Linked DNA regions of Mus musculus: regions 2 and 3 are each linked to region 1. Evidence: chromatin loops called from intact Hi-C (ENCODE). Cell type or tissue: heart. All regions are shown on one strand. Each heading gives the region's core, and the rest is flanking DNA. Links, peaks and the distances in the headings are about the cores only.

Region 1 (5,942 bases), core at 573-5,572:
GTAACTGTTAAGTAAGAGCCTTGGCGATGGCTCAGCTGATGGAGGTGCTTGTGTTTAAACCTGACTGGGCTGAGTTCCAACCCCAGGTCCCACAAGGTGGCAGGAGAGAACCAGCCTGGAGAGCTGTCCTCTGGCCTGCATGTGGCCACAGTGCACAATAAAATAAAAGCAGTGGGTTTCAGGCCAGCGAGAGCCTATCTTGAAAAATACCAAGAAGTAAATAATTAAATGAATCTGTTCCTGGAACTGATGTATAGGAAGACCCTGGAGGTGGGCACATGATCTGGCAGGCGATCAACCAACAGGATCTGCCAACGGGATCTGTAAGGTGAATCCTAGTAACCTAGAGGAGAGTTATCTAGTTACCAAGAGAGTTACCTAGTTCCCTGCTTAGAGAGCCCTCAGAGTGTTTGTCCAGCAACAGGGACTGGCTGGGTCAGAGCCTGGTGTCTGGGTGGGCAGTCACTTGCTCACTGAGTTGGTTCTTCATGCTAACCTTAGATTCCAGATCTTAATAAAAACTGAACGTCAGCTGTCAAGAGGTGGTAACGTATGCCTTTAATCCCAGCACTTGGGAGTCAGAGACAAGCAGATATCTGTGAGTTTGAGGTCAGCCTGATCTACAAAGCAAGTTTCAGGACAGCCAGGGCTACATGGAGAAACTCTGTCAAAACAAACCATAAATCCCTAAGAGTCTATTGCCCAACACTGAACAGCAATTGTTAAAATGAGGTCATCTTATTTAAACTCCCAAGCAAAGCTTTACATAATCACTTGGCTTCTCTAACTCCTGCCCCATGTCACCTGATAGTTTTGTTTTCCTCAATTCCTTTCATAAAGACTTTTTAGAAGAGGCCTCCCCTACAGCCATGCTCTCCCGGAAGCCCAAGCTCTCTGAGGGGTTCCCTGCAGGTTAGATGCAGGGAGCGGGCTGCAGAGGTGCACACTGCCTTCCTGGGAGCCCGGGTTCCTACTGCTGATTCAGGAGTCTCAGGCTCAGGAGCAGATGCACGCATATTGCGGGTCATCTGTCTTTCTGTGTCTGCCATTTCCTCTCTCCAGCCACAAAGAGCAAGCGATGCGCCATGTTCTATTTCACTTGACAGTTTGCAGGGACTCCTGGCAGCTTTCCTGTTTCCACCAGCAAATAATACAAGTTACTGTGGAGGTTTGCTGACATGATGAAGCTGCTGGTTGGTCTGCTGTCCTGCACCAGGTGTTGCTGGGGTCCTGCACCTGCCTTTGCCCCCACCCCCCACCCCTGCTCCTGCAAGGTGTCTGTTGGCTGAACTTTTGTCATGCTGTGTTAGTTGGGTTGTTACTGGAGGACATAGGGCAAAAGGCCTGGGTCCAGGAGTTCACAAGCCCCAAGTTGAACCAGTTAAAGACAATGGTGGTAAAGGCAGAGAACGATTTTACTACATAGACAGATTGGACAACAGAAAAAGAGGCTCAGTGACCCCAGGTCCATCTTCCAACAGACTAACATGATTTTGTTTTGTTGGTTTTGTTGTCTGTTTTTGTTTTTTGTTTTTTGGTTTTTTTTTTGTTTTTTTGTTTTTTTGTTTTGTTTTTTTTTTGTTTGTTTGTTTTTTGAGACTAGTCTTCTCTGTGTAGTCCTGGCTGTCCTGGAACTCACTCTGTAGACCAGCTTGGTCTTGAACTCACAGAGATTCGCCTGCCTCTGCCTCCCCAGTACTGGGATTAAAGGCGTGAGCCACCACCACCCAGCAGGCTGACAGGATTTAAGGAATGGGACTGGAGAGATGACTTAGTGGCTATGAACGAACGTTAGCTGTTCTTCCAGAGGAACCAGGTTTGTTTCCCCAGCATCCCTGTCCAGTCTCACGACCTGGAACTTCAGTTCCAGGGGGGCTGGCACCATCTTCTGACCTTGCTGTGATATGTGGTTGCTTCCAATTTGACCGAAAAATAAAGGCTAAAGGGACAGAGTAGCAGAGATAAGTCCCAGGGGACTGTTCACAGTGAAATGGGGGGTGGGGGGGAGCAGTATCAGTTAGCCGAGGCTCTTGAGAGGTTACGTGGGAAAGCTGGGATGGCCTAGGAAAGTTGGAAGCTGGGATAGCCTTGGAAATCCTTGCAAACAATCATTTCTTTCATTAGTCAGAGATGAGTCTGCCTTTGGGTTAGGGATAGAGAAATCCTGAAATTGTCAAAGTCACTGTGTGGCATTAAGAAAGTGACAGAGAAGGTATCTGTACCCTAGGCTAGCCTCAAAGTTTCCATTCTCCTGCCTGTGCTTCCTGAATACTTCCTGTGGCAGCATGCCTAGCCTACAGGCACTTGAATGTGGAAACCTGTATTATCAGCTGAGAGAGGCGTGGGGTGAAAGGGTCTGTCCACGAAGAAGGCAGACATCAGGGCCATGAACGGCTTAAGGACTGGGAAGGCACAACTTGACAGAAGACTCTCCTAAAATGATGCTTTTAGGTTGTCTTGCTCTATATCCCAGCCTAGCTTTAAACTGCCTACTGTAGCCTGAACTGATCTCAGACCAGCCATCTTTTCTCCCTCTGACTCTTGAGTTCTAACATTTTAGGACCATGCTGCCTAGTGAGCTGGCCTTTGTTGTTTGTTACACTTTTAGGAGTGATACATTTTGACCAGTGACTTTTGTAGTTTATACACAAATTCCAGGATAAGCCTCCAACTTCTCAAACACTTTTCTTTAGAAGAAACACACTATGTTGCTTAGTCACTGTTGTTATTATTTTTAAGCGGGGTTGAAGAGTCAGGCTCAGGGGCCAGTCTTGGTCCTTTGCTCTTGGTCACCAGGACCTCTGCCTGTTCTCTGGCCAGGGTGGAGCTGTTGGCTCAACAGTTCATTAAGGAATTCCTGTGATTCTTTACTGCAGCCTGGGTTGGTTTTAAATGCTGGGATTAAGTGAATAGCCTTCTCTTGCTTTTGTTGGTATTGGCATGTGGAGACTCAGTTAGTGCCCTTAAGTGACTACTAGGAATTTAATTTCAGCTAAGTACTGCACTTCTCAAAGCAACACCAAGAGAGGGAGGGCTTGTTCTGGGTCCAAGAGCACAAACGGAAATATTATGCAATGTTTGCTTCTCTATCAACACTGAGGACACAGAACATCAGAGAACCTGGGAATAAATGTGAAACGTTAGAATGTTTACAGGGGTAGGAGTGGGAGGTAATCCATCGAAATACTTGTGCGGCTCTCACCCCTTGTCTTAAGAGACCAGTGGAAGTGGCTGTGAACACAGAACCTGCCCTTCACTCAGGCTGTTTTGAGGCAGGGCTTTACTATGTTACCCTGGCTGGCCATACTACCTCTGAGTGCCAGGTTTATATGTGGTGCCATATACCCAGTGCTTTTACTTGCTCATTTATTTGTGTGGGCATGTACCTGCTATGATGCATGTGTAGAGAGAGGTCAGAGGACAACTTTGTGAGTTGGCTCTCTCCTTCCACTGTGTGGATCCCAGGTCATCAGGCAGCAAGCACCTTTACCATTGAGCCATCTTGTCTGGCTGGCCTTCAGTTCTTGAACATTAATTTCTTCCTTTCATGCAACTGCCACCCAAACTGCTCCATGCAGCTGAAATCCTCACCATTCATTCTTTGAATTCAGCTCAAAACAGCCCCTGCTCTTCCCCAAGGTAGGTAGGATCACATGTTCTGGCATCTATGCATTTTCTTCAGTGATGACTGAAGAGACTTCTTCATAGCTTATTCAAGAGCAGAAAACATAGTAGGTACTCAATATTAAGTATCAGTTAAAGAAAAAATAAGCCAGGGCTATAGATCAGTCAAGAGCGCTTGCCTCTCAGGGTTGGGCAGGGGTGGCAGGGCGGAGGGGGGGGGGCGGTGTTGGGGATTTAGCTCAGTGGTAGAGTACATGGCTAGCAAGTGAAAGGCCCTGGGTTCAGTCCTCAGCTATGAAAAAAAAAAGTGCTTGCTTCATGCACTAGGCCCAGGTTCAACCACAGCACCCCAAGAAAAAAAATCTAGGTGTGTGTGTGTGCATTCGTGCACACGCATGCACACTCATGAGTGTGTATGCATGTGCACACTCACTCTGCACAGTAAGGCAGTCCTGCGGTCCCAACACACAGATGGCTGCAGCAAGAGGATCAAGGGTTCCAGGCCAGCCTGGGCTACATGGTAAGACCCTTAGCATTTTTTAAACATATTGCTTCATTGTTTTGTTTGTTGTTGTTGTTTTTCTTTTGAGAAAGTAAAACTCACTATGTAGACTAGGCTGGCTTCAAACTCACAGAGATCTACCTGCCTTCCAAGTGCTGGGATTAAAGAAGTTCACCACCACCCCTGGCATTCCACTCCTCATCAGAGCCCTTCAGGTAGATGAGTCCTTTGCTGATGAAGAATCTAGAGATATTAGAAGTGTCTTATCCAAGATCAAAGTCAACAAACACATTGTAGGGATTGGAAAATTCCACTTTTATCCTCCTAAGGCCCTAGGTGAGGCTCAGAATTAAACTGATATGAGACAGATTAATAAAAGAAAGCAGAATTCAGGCTTTACATGAAATGGAAGGAGCCTACATAAGGAAATGCAGACCTGGGCTGGAGATGGCTCAGTGTAAGAGTGAGGAGCTGAGTTTTAATTTTCAGCATCCACTTAAAGCCCCAGGCACAGCCATGGGCACACCTGCATTTATTTCTCTAGGCTGGTATTCTATAGCATAAGTTGTTGTGGGAAATATTAAAAAGAACAGCAAGTTCCTGCACTACACCAAGTTACTCTCAGCCCCGGTTGTCTCTCAGGCCAGGTCTTAGCTCGTGGAGATTCTCTGACTCAGAGCTCCAAAACCTCTCCACCCAGCTCGCTAAATTGCCACTGGTGGGTTGTTACCACATCAGCCCCATGCTTCAAATCCCCCGCAGTCTTTGTGGTGCACATCTGGCAAACCCATGCTTTCTCTCTTGCACCCAGTCGAAACTCATGAAGGAAAACACCACACAAACTTAATTCAGAAACAATGGTAACTCAATCACTGGGTGCAACAACTAGAATCCTAATCTTGTAAGCCATATTAAATCTAAATCCTCCGGTGGTGAATCTGCCAAGATTTGCCATATGAGCTGGGAGATATTAGTAGCTACATCTTGTCCTCTTGCTTTCCCTGTCCAAAAAGGTTCCTAACTCTCTCCTGAGTCCTCTCTGCCTCTGTCCAACCTGGAAGCCCTGCCTACTCAACCTATACCTGCTTATAAGCAGGCAGCTAGTCAAAACAAGATTTAAAAGCAAAATTCCCAGGGAGCCCACATTAGACAGAATTTGAGTATCCTATAAGACATGTTAGAACAATATATCTTTACAATATTGATTTAACTGTCAATTTATAAAATTGGGATTATTTATTTTTAGAATAGATTTATATATAGATTCTGTCTGGGGAATTTCACCCACAGTTTGGAAATAGTATAGAGAAAATTAGTCACTGACTCCAAGTAGAGAGAGCAGTGGTATTTACCTGGTATGATCAGGTATTAATTAATAATGTCTGTAGCTCCAGGTAGAAAGCTCAACAGATAGCTAGTGTAACAGGTATTAATAAAATTAGTGTCTGTGGCTACTGAGCTGTGTGCCCTTCATTCAGAAAAAGAATTTGCTAGGCCTCTGCCCTGGGCCATTACTTTCCAGTGTGATGAGTCCATCTCATGAGGTACACCTGTGCCTGTGTGGGACTCTCAGTTGTCGGACCAACATTAACTTAGTGGTGAAATTTATGAAAAAAGGAAGGTCTGACTTTTGGGAGACGAGGAGGCTCATCTTTCAGGGCTGAAGAGAGAGGCATCCGAGCGTCAACAAAACTGACTTTATGTTCAAGAGGCCGAGCAGTGAGCTGCCTTTCCACTTGCTCTGTGCATTCACAAATAGGATCCTTGAACTCATTCTGGATGGGCCATAGTGGCACAGGACATTGATCAGCACACA
Region 2 (5,942 bases), core at 562-5,561, 57 kb before region 1:
CAGGACTCTTGAAGTGGCCTGGCCTACCTGGATGTGGGCATTTCCTCCTCCCTGATAAAGGGAGTGGCTATACTGGGGGAGGCTGATTGAAGTCTCTCTGTCTCCCTCATCCTCTGGCTGCCTGCCTCCCTCCATGGCAGGCTCCCAGTCTGAAGGCTGCTGCCAGTTGAGGCTGGATTACTCCTGATGTCAGATGCCTTGTACGCTGCAGGCTGTTTGGCAGCATCCCCATGTCGATAATTGAGTTGCCTCCCACTCCCAACAGGGTAAACAAAAATGTCCCCATATGATACCAGGTTAGCTTTTCCTGAGGGAACAAAGTGCCTGTCATTTCCTGAAAGTCCACAGGGGGAGCCAGAGTGTGAACCTTTGGAGAACCAAACAGCAAAGGCTCTAAAGCTTTGGGTTGTCACTTCTGGGGCTGGAGAGCAGCTGGAAGGAGCCAGGAACATGGGCACTCTAGGTGGATGGGAGAGTGGCTGAACCTACGTGTGCTCAGGAGAAGATGCTCACAAGACAAGATGTCCGCTCAACTGTGAGAATTAATTTTGTCAGAGACACTAAGGCCCTGAAGACGGGCCAGGCAGTGGTAAGGACAGGGGCTTTGCTTTGATGTCTTTTGATGACCATGAAGGTGGATGAGAAACCTTTGGAAGTCAGGCCTGTGGCTGGCCACAGCTGGGAAGTGCTGCCTCTATTGTAGCCAGGGCAACTCTGGAAAAGGAAGTGGTTGTCCTTGAAGCTGGGTTTGAGGGTGATAACATCTTTGGCCATGTGGTTTTGGAGGAATGGTTTGGTAACAAAGGAGGCAGGCTTGGAAGTATAGTACTATAGTAACTTCGGGAACTTCAACAATTGTAACTTGAGATTTGGGGCCCAGAAAGACAGGAATCTAAAGCAGGAACTGGCCCTGGAATTTATCAAGCTCCAGACACCAGTGACCAGCTGCTCTCTCCCAGGAGAAACACCTCAGCTGTGGCAGGGGCCCTCATTGCTGCGGGGAACAAAGTTAGCAGGAGAGGAGAGCCAGAAAGGAGCCCCTGTCTGAGTGAACTGTGATGCACAGACTCTGTGTGAATGGGGCCTTGCTGCTGAAAGGCCAGCCACTCACTGATGGGAAAATTCCTCAGGAACGGGGCTGTGACTGACCCCGGTCTGGATAATGACGCCAAGCCAATGTGCCTTTGGTTTAGTTTGCTTTTCTTTGTTGGTTTTGGTTTTTTGAGACGGGGTTTGCCTTTGAAGCCCTGGCTGTCCTGGAACTCACTCTGTAGACCAGGCTGGCCTCAAACTCAGAGATCGACCTGCCTCTGCCTCCCAGGTGCTAGGATTAAAGGCGTGTGGCCCTGCCTGGCTGAGTAAACGTTTTTAATGTGCTGTACTGTGTAAACTTACTGCACCCAGAAGCCATCTTGGTACGCTTCTCCAGCAGTGAGATTAGGGTCCCCTTGGAGTTCTACCAGGCTAAGTTGGAAACGTAGTTATAGTTAGTTGGTTGAGATGGCCTTGCCTGCAGAAGCGTTGGTGTAGTTGAACTGATAGTTCCTATTGTCAAGTTAGAAAGTTCACACTGATCTGGTCACTTAAGCATAAACTGTTGAGCAAGATAAGGAGCACACACATAATCCCTGTACCAGGAAGCCTGAATGGGGAAGATTTGAAAGGGTTCGGTACCACCTATGCAATATAAGCAATATGCAATATAAGCAATATGCAATATAAGCAATATGCAATATAAGCAATATAAGCAATATGCAATATAAGCAATATATGCAATAAGCTTCATAAAGGCCCCTAGGGAAACAGCCAACCAGAACCACTGTAGGAATTAGTCTGTCCCGTGTATTCTAGCTCCTGTTTGATTGTTCTGAATTGTCCCTGCTTGTCCTGTCTTATCAGGCACTTGCCTGCAGTCTCAGAATTAAGGAGGACTGTTATATCGAGTCTGGCCTGGACTTCAGTAGTGATTTCTGAGGCCAGCCTACACTGCCTAGAGATTTTCTGTCTCAAGCAAACAAACCTCAAAAGTGCAGGCCAGGCACAGTGACATAACTGTAATCCCAGCATCTGAGAGGCAGCATTAGGAAGATCACCTTAAACTCCAGTCCAGCCAGGGCTATGCAGGGAGCCCACCAAAACCTAGATGGTCTCTGTTGGAAAGTTTCATGTCAACTCGGCACAAGCTAAAGTCATCTAGAAGAGGAAACCTCAATTGAGAAAATGCCCCAGGAGATCAGGTAGGCAAACCTGTGGGGCATTCTCATAATCAGTGATTGATGGGGAAGGGTCCAGCCCACTGTGGGTGGTGCCATTCCCTAGGCAAGCCATGAGGAACAAGCCAGTACATACCCCTCCGTGGCTTCTGCATCAGCTCCTGCCTCCAGGTTCCTGCCCTGTTTAAGCTCCTGCACTGACTTTTTTCAATGATGGGCTAGAGTGTGGAAGTGTTAGCCAAGCAAACCCTTTCCTCCCCAACTTACCTTTCAGTCATGGTGTTTCGTCACAGCAGTAGAAACCCTAACTAAGCCACTAATCTTTTCTTTCTAACTAATCTTTCTAATCAAGACTAATCTTTCCTTGCTAAGCATGTCGGCCACCGGGCAAAGCTTCATTGCTGGATCAAAAGTAAAAAGGCTGTTTAGGTCTCTGGCCTCTAAGGAGCTTCCTCATCTGCTCGTGAGACAGGCTGAGGGGCACAGCCACTGCTGTTAGTGGAGCTGTGTAGAGCCGAGCCATGCCAGCACCTTCCTCTAGAGCAGGGGTTCTTAACCTGTGGGTTTCGAACCCTTTGAATGGCCCTTTCACAGGGGTCACATATCATGTTTCCTGCATATCAAATATTTGCAACTCAAAGCAGTAGCAAGGTTGCAGTTATTAATTTTATATTTGGGGTCACCACAACACAAGGGATTGTATTAAAGGGTCAAAGTGTTGGGAAGGTTGGGAACAGCTGCCCTGAGAAGGTGACCACCATCCCTTTTATGTCTGGCAATTTTGTTGTATTTTATCAGGCGAAAATCGTAAGAAATTGAGAGGCCTCAACTATATCAGCTTGCTTTCTTAAAGGTCCATTTTTATTTTCTGTATATGAGTTCCTGAATGTGTGAACTTGCACTGCAGGTATGCCTGATACCCAAAGAAACCAGAAGAGGGCGCCTGAACCCTCAGAATTAGATGGTTGTGAGCTTTCAAATTGGTGCTGGGCTGAATCCTTTGCAAGAGAAGCAGTGCCCTTAACTGCCTCATCTCTCCAGCCCCCGAGGGAATCTCCTTATCTCATATCATTTCAATCCAATATTTATCTTCTGCCAAGAATTTACAGAATAAGTAAAACAACACACACACACACACACACACGTGCACACGGCCACACACCCACGGAGGACAGCCAGACCTAAGAAGAGGCAGCAGCTTACCTAGAGTCACGGCTCCCACCACACATCCTTGGGCGGCAACCCGCACGTGGATGAGATGAAGGGACATCTTCTGCTCTCTTCTGGAATTTAGCTTGTAAAGACCGTAGGACAGCACAGCCACAAAGCCTGCCATGCCTGTGAATTTAAAGATGAATTAGGGCGCTTGAGAGATGGCCAGTAGTTAAGAGCACTAGCTGCTCTTCCGGAGGACCAAGGTTCTATTTTCAGCACCCAGATGGCAGCCCATACCTATCTGTACCTCCAGTTCCAGGGGATCTGATGCCCTCACACAGACAGACAGGCAGGTAAATCACCAGGGAACATAAAGTAAAGATAAATTATGTATTTTAAAAAGAAACCCATTTGTTAAAAATCCATAACAAAGCTTATGGACTATTTTAAAACAGACATGAATTAGATTAACAAGAGGCGAGCATTCCCCTTAGCCAAATGAAAGGCCGTGCGTGTAAAGGAAGACAGACAAGATGTAGAATCAGTGACCTTCATCCATCACACTAGGGTCAGAAGTGAGGGTTGTGGGTGTTTTAGATTTTGGAACATCTGCATTACAATATGTCAAAAGCCATCTAGGGAAGGCTATATTAACCAAGTAAGTTTTCAGGAGATAGTCCACCATTTGCATGGCTGAGATGGGTGAGCTCTGAGATGCAGGGTCCTCAGAGACTTCCGCCCAGGATTGTTTCTCAATGCTGAGATGCCTTTCCTGTCACTGTTGCATGGCCTAATGATTCTGGGCATCAGCCCACCCTATTGAGTGATCTCCTGCAGGATCAATAGGAAGATGTACTTTCATGTAGTAATGCTGTGTAGGCGAACTGATGATTTCATAATTCCTAAATTAGTACAAGTAATTTTAAGTCCTCTATAGAATAAAAGCTGCAGATAGAGCTCTGTAAACCTTCATGTGTCCTGAGCTGATTGCACTCGAAAAAGAAAGCAGGCTTGGAACACATTTACAATCAAGGAAATCATTCCTTCTAGGCTAGGAACGAGGCCTCTTTCTGGTAACTCAACGTCAGAAGCTGGGAATGGACAACTTATTGTAGGTGCAAGGACAGAAAATAAACGATGAGCTAGTCTATCTATACAAGACTTCGAAGTAATGAGACACAAGGCAGATGGCTTGTCTCTTGACAAAACCGTGCTAACTTATGACATGAAAATTATTGCTTTAAACTTATAATGAACTTATGGAGCTAAGTGTGTTACTTCTGTGTGCCTGACTCTCTTCCTTTCAATCTGACTCACAAAGAGTTAACGAACTCTGAGCCTCTCACCTGATTAGTGAAAGGCCCTGAAAGTCAAAGAGAAAATGACCCAAGCAACTAACTTCTTTTCTTAATCCCCTGCTGCTGTCAGCAGGAATGAATCTCCAGAAAGGAGCAGCTTTTAGCCACAGAATAGCAAGAGAGAGTTAAATTTCCAGAAGCCATCAGCTTCCAGACCCCAGAACAGTGAGAGTCACAAGGCCAGAGATCATCTCTCCATCTGTGTCCCACTGTTTTCTAGCCTCACTTCCAGAGTTACAAGTCACACCTCAACCTAGACATTGCCTTTCTTCCTGAGTCACAACGTCCTGGTTCCCGGTCCTGTGCATGAAGGTAAGCATACATTTGATTCCTTGACAAAATCTGTTGCTTTTCCTATGGAGGCAGCTCAGCAGAGCCATGCATTACATCATCAAATCACTGCTGGACTCTGGGAAGCTGCCCTTACAACCCTGTGGAATGGTGTAAAGTGCCCTGCCCCCACTCATGCTCCCCATGGGGGTTAACCCCTCCCTGCCTTGGGCCTGCATCCTTTAGATTTATGCAGATAGGCATCTCACATGTCTTGTTGTTTGGAAAATTAGCCACTGTTCACGTACATGTGGATACTTATTCTCATCTTATTTATGACTCTGCCTGATCTAGGGAGGCTTTCAAATATGTAATACAGGCTGGAGAGATGGCTCAGCAGTTAAGGTCCTGAGTTCAATTCCCAGCACTCACATGGTGGCTCATCATCTGTAATGGGATCTGATGCCCTCTTCTGGTGTGTCTGAAGACAATTACACTGTATATATATAATATACACATAATACATATTTAAAAACAAAACAAAAAATTTTTGAAAATAAAATTTACTTTAAACATTTAATAAGATAAAATGGTCTCCTATGTGGGCAGAGGTGGCACAGTCCTTTAATCCCCAGCACTGGGGAGACAAAGGTAGGCTGATTTCTAAGTTCAAGGCCAGTCTGGTCAACAGAGTGAGTTCCGGGACAGTCCGGGCTACACAGAGAAACCCTGTCTGGATAATAAAGAAGACTGGATGATTCATTCCAGGGGAAGCTTTCTTTGTATATTGTCACAGGACCCTGTGGAAGCCAGACAAGTTGATTGTCCCAGGCTTCCCCCACTGACTCTGAGGCAGAGACTTCCACCTCTCCAACGTCCTCCTGCCCACCCCAGTGTTCAGCATCCCCGGGCCCCACCTCTGTCAGACACCAAAACATCAAAAGAA
Region 3 (5,942 bases), core at 612-5,611, 54 kb after region 1:
TCTTCCCCAAACACTTCATACTTCAAAGAGTTATAGTCTCCCCATCTAGCATGGCCCCTTCACCAAAGCCAGCATCTAGCATGGCCCCTTCACCAAAGCCAGCATCCTGCTGGTGCTTGAGACCCACCCCCTTCCTCCCACATACACAGGCTCAGTCATTAGCACATACAACTTTTCAGCTGTAAGAAAAACTAAAAGTACCCAGGGAAGAGGAACTCGGCTTCTAGGAAAGGTGTGCCACAGGCCTACTGCTCATCGGTGTCTCCAATAAAGAATCCACCACATTGTTGAGTGGCAAACAGCTGGAACATTTTCTTGACTAATGGTTGGAAGCAGAGGGCCCAGTCCAGTGTGGTAGGTGGCCCATCCTGGGCAGGTGGTTCTGGATTCTGTAAGAAAACAGGCTGAGCAAGACATGGAGAGAGCAAGCCAGGAAGCAGCGCCCTTCCATGCTGTCTGCATTAGTTCCTGTCCTGACTTCCCTCAGTGATAGATTGTGACCTGAGAGTCTGAAAATAAGCTGAAATAAAGCCTCTCCTCAGTTGCTTTTGGTGACAGTGTTTTACCTCAACAGTACAAACCCTGAGACAGTTGGCCTTGCTACATACTGCAGGCCAGCCTGTGCTAAGAGGGGAAGTAATAGAATCTATTATTGACTTACATCAGCTGAATATAAATACAGTTCTCTTCATAGACTTCTATTGGACAGCACAACATGCCATTCACTTTTCTGTGTTTTTGAACTGTATTCATTTTCTGAGTGCACCAAGTAAAAAAAAGGAGGTATTTTTGTATCTGTTCTATTGGAGGGAGCACAGAGCTGAGTCAGGACATAAGTATCTGAGAGGGCTGTGTCAAGAGAGCATGTGCATGCACGAATGCTCTCTCTCTCTCTCTCTCTCTCTCTCTCTCTCTCTCTCTCTCTCTCGTGTGTGTGTGTGTGTGTGTGTGTGTGTGTGTGTGTGTGTGTGTGTAACAGAGAGAGGGAGAGAGAGAGAGAAGCTGAAGCCACAGGGACAGTTAGGAGTTGACAGTTATGGCTAAGCTTGCAGATTCTTGAGGACTGTCAGTAGCTGTGGCCCTGTCCAGTGAGAATGGCTCTTCTCTTATAGGATCCATCTGAGGGCCTCCCTCTGCCTGCTCTGTGGTCTCCTGTGTCTGATGAGTTCCCAGCCCTCGCTTTTCTGCTGTGGTTTTCATCTGCTTACGTATCTGTTAGTTCCTGTCTCAATTTGCTGAGTTTGTAGGTGGCAACACCTTGCTTGTCAGCCAGTGCCATGGTTTGCGCTGGATAGATGAAATTTGTTTATATGTGCAAACAAGATGTGGAGCCATTCTGCCAAACATTGTTTTATAAAATGGAGTCACTCAGAGCAAGGCACAGCTTGAGAGCTCTTGTTTTCCACAGAGTAAGGCCTGAAGACCAACATTAGTCAGGGATCTCCAGCCAAAAAGAAGCAGGGGAGGAGAAGGGGAGCAAAAGAGGCCAGGATGGGAATTGGCCCATGTAATTGTAGAGGTCAAGACATTGCGGGCTGAAGAGATGGCTCAGTGGGTAAGAGCACTGACTGCTCTTCCAGAAGGTCCTGAGTTCAAATCCCAGCAACCACATGGTGGTTCACAACCATCCATAATGAGATCTGATGCCCTCTTCTGGAGTGTCCAAAGAGGGCTACAATGTACTTACATACAGTAAATAATTAATCTTTAAAAAAAAAAAAAAAGCCACAAGCCCTTAGTCCTTAGGGTCCAGAGCTCTAAGCCAATCCTCATCTCATTTCTGTTGCTGTGGCAGATGCCCTGACTAAAAGCAACATAGCAGGAGAAAGGGTTTATTTCCTCTTGCAATTCCAGATCCCAAGTCTATCGAAGGGAGAACTCAAGGCAGGCCTGCTTGCTATGCCATCAGCATTACCTCTGTCTGAGGAACTCCTTTCACAGTCAGAGAAGTTCAGCAGAAGCCATGGCTCACAGGTCAGCTTGTGCTCTGCTAGAGAAAAATTGTATCCCCGTACATACTATTTAGTGCATTCCCATGCACACTATTTAAATCTTACCTTTATTTTCAAAATTTAATATTTAAATGGCAAAGAATTTAATAAATGCTTTATAGTATCTTAAAGGGATCTACTTTTTGGCTTATAGATTGATCCTAAAACAGCTATCTTATTAGGAAAGGGAAAAACAGGTTTTCTACACAGAACGCTGCAGAAACATATTAATTCGTGTGACGAGCTGGCAGGTAAGTTGACTCAGTGTCCTGATTGTAATGACTAAAAAACTAAATTAAATTCATGTTTTAGATCCATCCTTGCTTGTCATTTTTCCAGTTTAGACTAGCTTCTAGCCTTTTAACTTTATGGCAATAGTTCATCAGAGACTGTGCATACTGACTTGGTAAAATTAGTCATTTAATAGAGTCATAATGATTTTCTCTTTTCTTCAGTGTGACCAGTCATTCTAACTCAATCTTAGACTGGTCTAATATTCAGTCCAATGTTAGAGACTCCTATATTCTAAATTACCTAGCAAAGTTAATTCAGAGCACATCCCCCAAGGTCACCAAAGGCTCATCTTGCCTTTACCTTATTTGTTCTAAATATTTTGCAACCAATATTAAAGGTCAGTCTGCAGTGGATCGCCACTGGCATCTAGTTACTTCTAATTGTTATGCATTGGTAAAATGAAAGGACCCACTGACTAGCGAATAGAAGGGTCCAGATCCGGTTCTAATCTGGGGAAGGGGCTCGGTTTGTGTTTTTTCACGAGATAAAGATAGAGCGCGGTGGCTGCCAGAGAGATTAATTCGTCAGATGAACACAGATTCTGACTCTTCTTATAAGTATCACCTTGAGGACTAAAATTCCTCTTTTGCTTACTATTCAGCTGGAAACTAAAGCTCCCAGGAAAGCTGTTTTCCTGCTACTCTCTGAGCCAGTTCCCCGACAGGAGGCCAGAGACTAGCCTTAGCTTTACAATTTGCAACTGAATAAAGTACCTGAGCTTCCCCAAAAGCAGCTTTGTGATGTTACTCTTCACTCTCTAAGATTTTTGTCTTTCAAGCAGGTTTCAGGCTGGGGAAGGGGAGACTACAAGTGTGTTTTTCAAACATGAACTTGCTGTTGAGCCCAGGCTGGCCTGGGACTCATGCCTTAGCCCCAGGACTGGAATTACACCATCTCTATGAATATATGTAGTGAACATACACACATTGCATAGGCACACTAAACTCAAGTAGCTGCCTCCCTGTGGGGAAGAAATCCTAAGAAAGGGTCTGTGGGGCCTCCTGTATGCATTCTCCTCTTCGTGTCACCTGTCCTGGGTAGTACACACTTTTCCTGCTTTATGACATTTTCATATGTTCTTGTGCATACATGCATGACACGATGCACATGTAAGAGTCAGAGAACTTCTGGGAGTTCATTTCATCCTTCCACTGTGTGACCATACTTGCGATGTCAGGCCTGGCACAAGTGCCTTTACCGGCTGAGCCACCCCATGGTCTGTATTATCTTCTACATACTAGTGTTTAGGTTTGTAGAGTGTGATTTTAAAGGAGAGTTGCCACCTAGTGGACACACTTAAATAGAACCTTTAAAAATCTTACCTACTAGGTTTTTAAACTATTTTCAGACAAGGACCAGAACCTTTCTGCTTTTTTTTTTTTTCTCAAAAGCCTTTCTAGCTCCAAACCATTGGTGAGAAGACACATTTGGAATGACCAAGAACACCCATTTTGGGTTTGACCCAACCTAGAATTTAACATCACTTTTGTTATTTACTGTGTAGCTTCAGGGAGAGTATCATGTTTTTCTGTATCTACATGAATTTGTATTCACACCTTTATCAAACATGAGGAATCCTTTTAATTTTTAAAAAAGATTTTATTATATGTGAGTACACTGTAGCTATACTTACAGAAGTAAGAGGGCATTGGATCTCACTACAGATGGCTGTGAGCCACCATGTGGCTGCTGGGAACTGAACTCAGGACCTCTGGAAGAGCAGTCAGTGTTCTTAACCACTGAGCCATCTCTCCAGCCCCATGAAGAATTTTCTTGATGGAGCTATAAAAGAAGTGCCTCACTGGAGTTTACTAAAGGTATGTACCAGGGTGAAGGTAGGATTGCTCTGTTTTTTAAAATAAATTTAATACTGTCTGTGGATGTGTGTGAATGCAGGTGCATGCCAGATGGCTGTGGTCAGAGGACAACTTTTGGGAGTCAGCCTTTTCCTTCAGCTCTGGAGATGCAATTCATGGGGTTAATGGTTTACTGAATGGTTAAACTCATTTGAGATGTGTGGCCTCAAGTAACAGGCTCAAACTCTTTTTCAGATAGGGTTTCTTCTCTATGTAGCCCTGGCTATCCTAGAATGTGCTTTGTAGACCAGCCTGGCCTTGAACTCAGAGATCTACCTTGCTCTTCCTCCTGGGTGCTGACATTAAAGGTGTAAGTCATCTTGCTAGAGAGATGGCTCAGCTGTTACGAGCACTGGCTGCTCTTCCAGAGGACCCAGATCAACTTCCAGCACCCACACGGCAGCTCACAACTTGTCTGTAACTCTGGTCCCAGAGGATTCTGACATCCTCAGACAGACAGATGCACAGGCGAAACACCAATGCACATACAATTAAAAAGTGTGTGTCGCCACACCCAGCCTGGTCTTAAATTCTTGGTCCTCCTGTTTCAGGCTCTTGGTCTCAACTGAGATCCCAGGTGTGCACCACACGCTACAGTGGGTTAACCACTGCTTCAATCCCAGCTTTTATGCCCTGGACTCTTTAGCCTGGTGGACAGAGTGCCTTGCATGTGCGTTAGAGTGAGACCAAGTCTTACTTTATAGCGTATTACTTGTTTAGATCTGCTCTGCGTCCTGACTGCCTCCTTAGCCCTCAGGCATTACTCTCTGGTGCTAACTTTGTGGCACTTTTTTTTTTGTTTGTTTGTTTGTTTTTCAAGACAGGGTTTCTCTGTGTAGCCCTGGCTATCCTGGAACTCACTCTGTAGACCAGGCTGGCCTCGAACTCAGAAATTCACCTGCCTCTGCCTCCCAAGTGCTGGGATTAAATAAAGGCGTGCGTCACCATACCCCGCTTCTTTGTGGCACTTCCTGGGAATGTGAACCACCATCACCGCAACTCACTGACAATTCTAAGTCAGAATGCATCTATCTACCATTCCGTGAGCAAGGAATGCCTACCTATTCTTCCTCTTTGCTTAAAAATCATCACAAAATCATTTACTGGCCTGGGAAGCTGCTTCACTGTAGAGTGCTGGTCTGGCCAAGTGTGAGGTTCAACACAGAAAGAACAAAATGGAACTGACCTGAGAAGCCTTACATGTGGCTACACTGGCTTACAAAGGACAGGGGAATGTGGAACACCCTGATCACGTAGGCTGATGGGCAACCAATTAAATGAAAGTAAGGAATAGCCTTTGTGCTCCAACTGATGAACCCTCCTTGGGGTCCACTGCAGACTGACGAGGTGACTGACCACTGGTGTGAGGTCCCAGGGCTCCACAGAACAGCAACTTCCCTGTTCACTCTAACTGGTTCTTCCTGAATCAGAGCACAAGTGCACCCTACTGAAAAGCACACTCAGACCCCAGGCTTAGAATCTGGCTGCACTTTAAGGCTAAAAATTCCTCAGTGAGTATCTCACACAGTGGCTGCTGGTGGGCTTGGCAGTTGTTATATCAAACATGTTTTGCATTCCGAAAACTTAATCTTATCAAATGTTTTTTAATTTCACAGACAATATGAAACATACTCTGTAGGTACACAACAGTTCTGCAGTTTCCAAGTGAACACAGATTAGAATACAGAGGTTAAATGCTGGTGTACTGACCACAGCTGAAACTTTAGATAAAACTTTATATAAAACATACAATTCAATTATCAGCCAATTTGAAAATTTTACTCTTCTCATAATATAAAAA

Evidence for each region. Hi-C counts contacts between places; a loop is a spot of excess contacts. Peaks named below come from ENCODE experiments on the same cell type or tissue, not always from the same donor. Only the 100,000 strongest peaks of a DNase experiment are listed, where the experiment ranks them.
Region 2: it touches region 1 in a loop (2.0-fold over the local background); 6 of 42 quality-filtered maps call a loop at or near these places.
Region 3: it touches region 1 in a loop (2.3-fold over the local background); 11 of 42 quality-filtered maps call a loop at or near these places.

What each region holds. Positions count from the first base shown.
Region 1 is chr15:100,315,476-100,321,417 of GRCm38, reverse strand. It overlaps a transcript of Mettl7a1 not described here. Among named protein-coding and RNA genes, the nearest start is that of Mettl7a1, 14 kb to the right of the region's middle. In heart, for the core only: no CTCF peak of the experiment used is centred there; DNase peaks (open chromatin) are centred at 1,040 and 2,927.
Region 2 is chr15:100,372,488-100,378,429 of GRCm38, reverse strand. It overlaps Methig1 (methyltransferase hypoxia inducible domain containing 1), which reads right to left. Exons shown (of 4, transcript NM_001024672.3): 3 at 3,417-3,551. It overlaps Higd1c (HIG1 domain family, member 1C), which reads right to left. Exons shown (of 4, transcript NM_001002900.1): 3 at 3,417-3,551. Among named protein-coding and RNA genes, the nearest start is that of Higd1c, 11 kb to the right of the region's middle. In heart, for the core only: a CTCF peak has its summit at 3,133 (motif pointing right); no DNase peak of the experiment used is centred there.
Region 3 is chr15:100,261,032-100,266,973 of GRCm38, reverse strand. Atf1 (activating transcription factor 1) reads right to left here. Exons shown (of 7, transcript NM_007497.3): 7 at 5,726-5,942. Among named protein-coding and RNA genes, the nearest start is that of Tmprss12, 17 kb to the left of the region's middle. In heart, for the core only: a CTCF peak has its summit at 3,569 (motif pointing left); no DNase peak of the experiment used is centred there.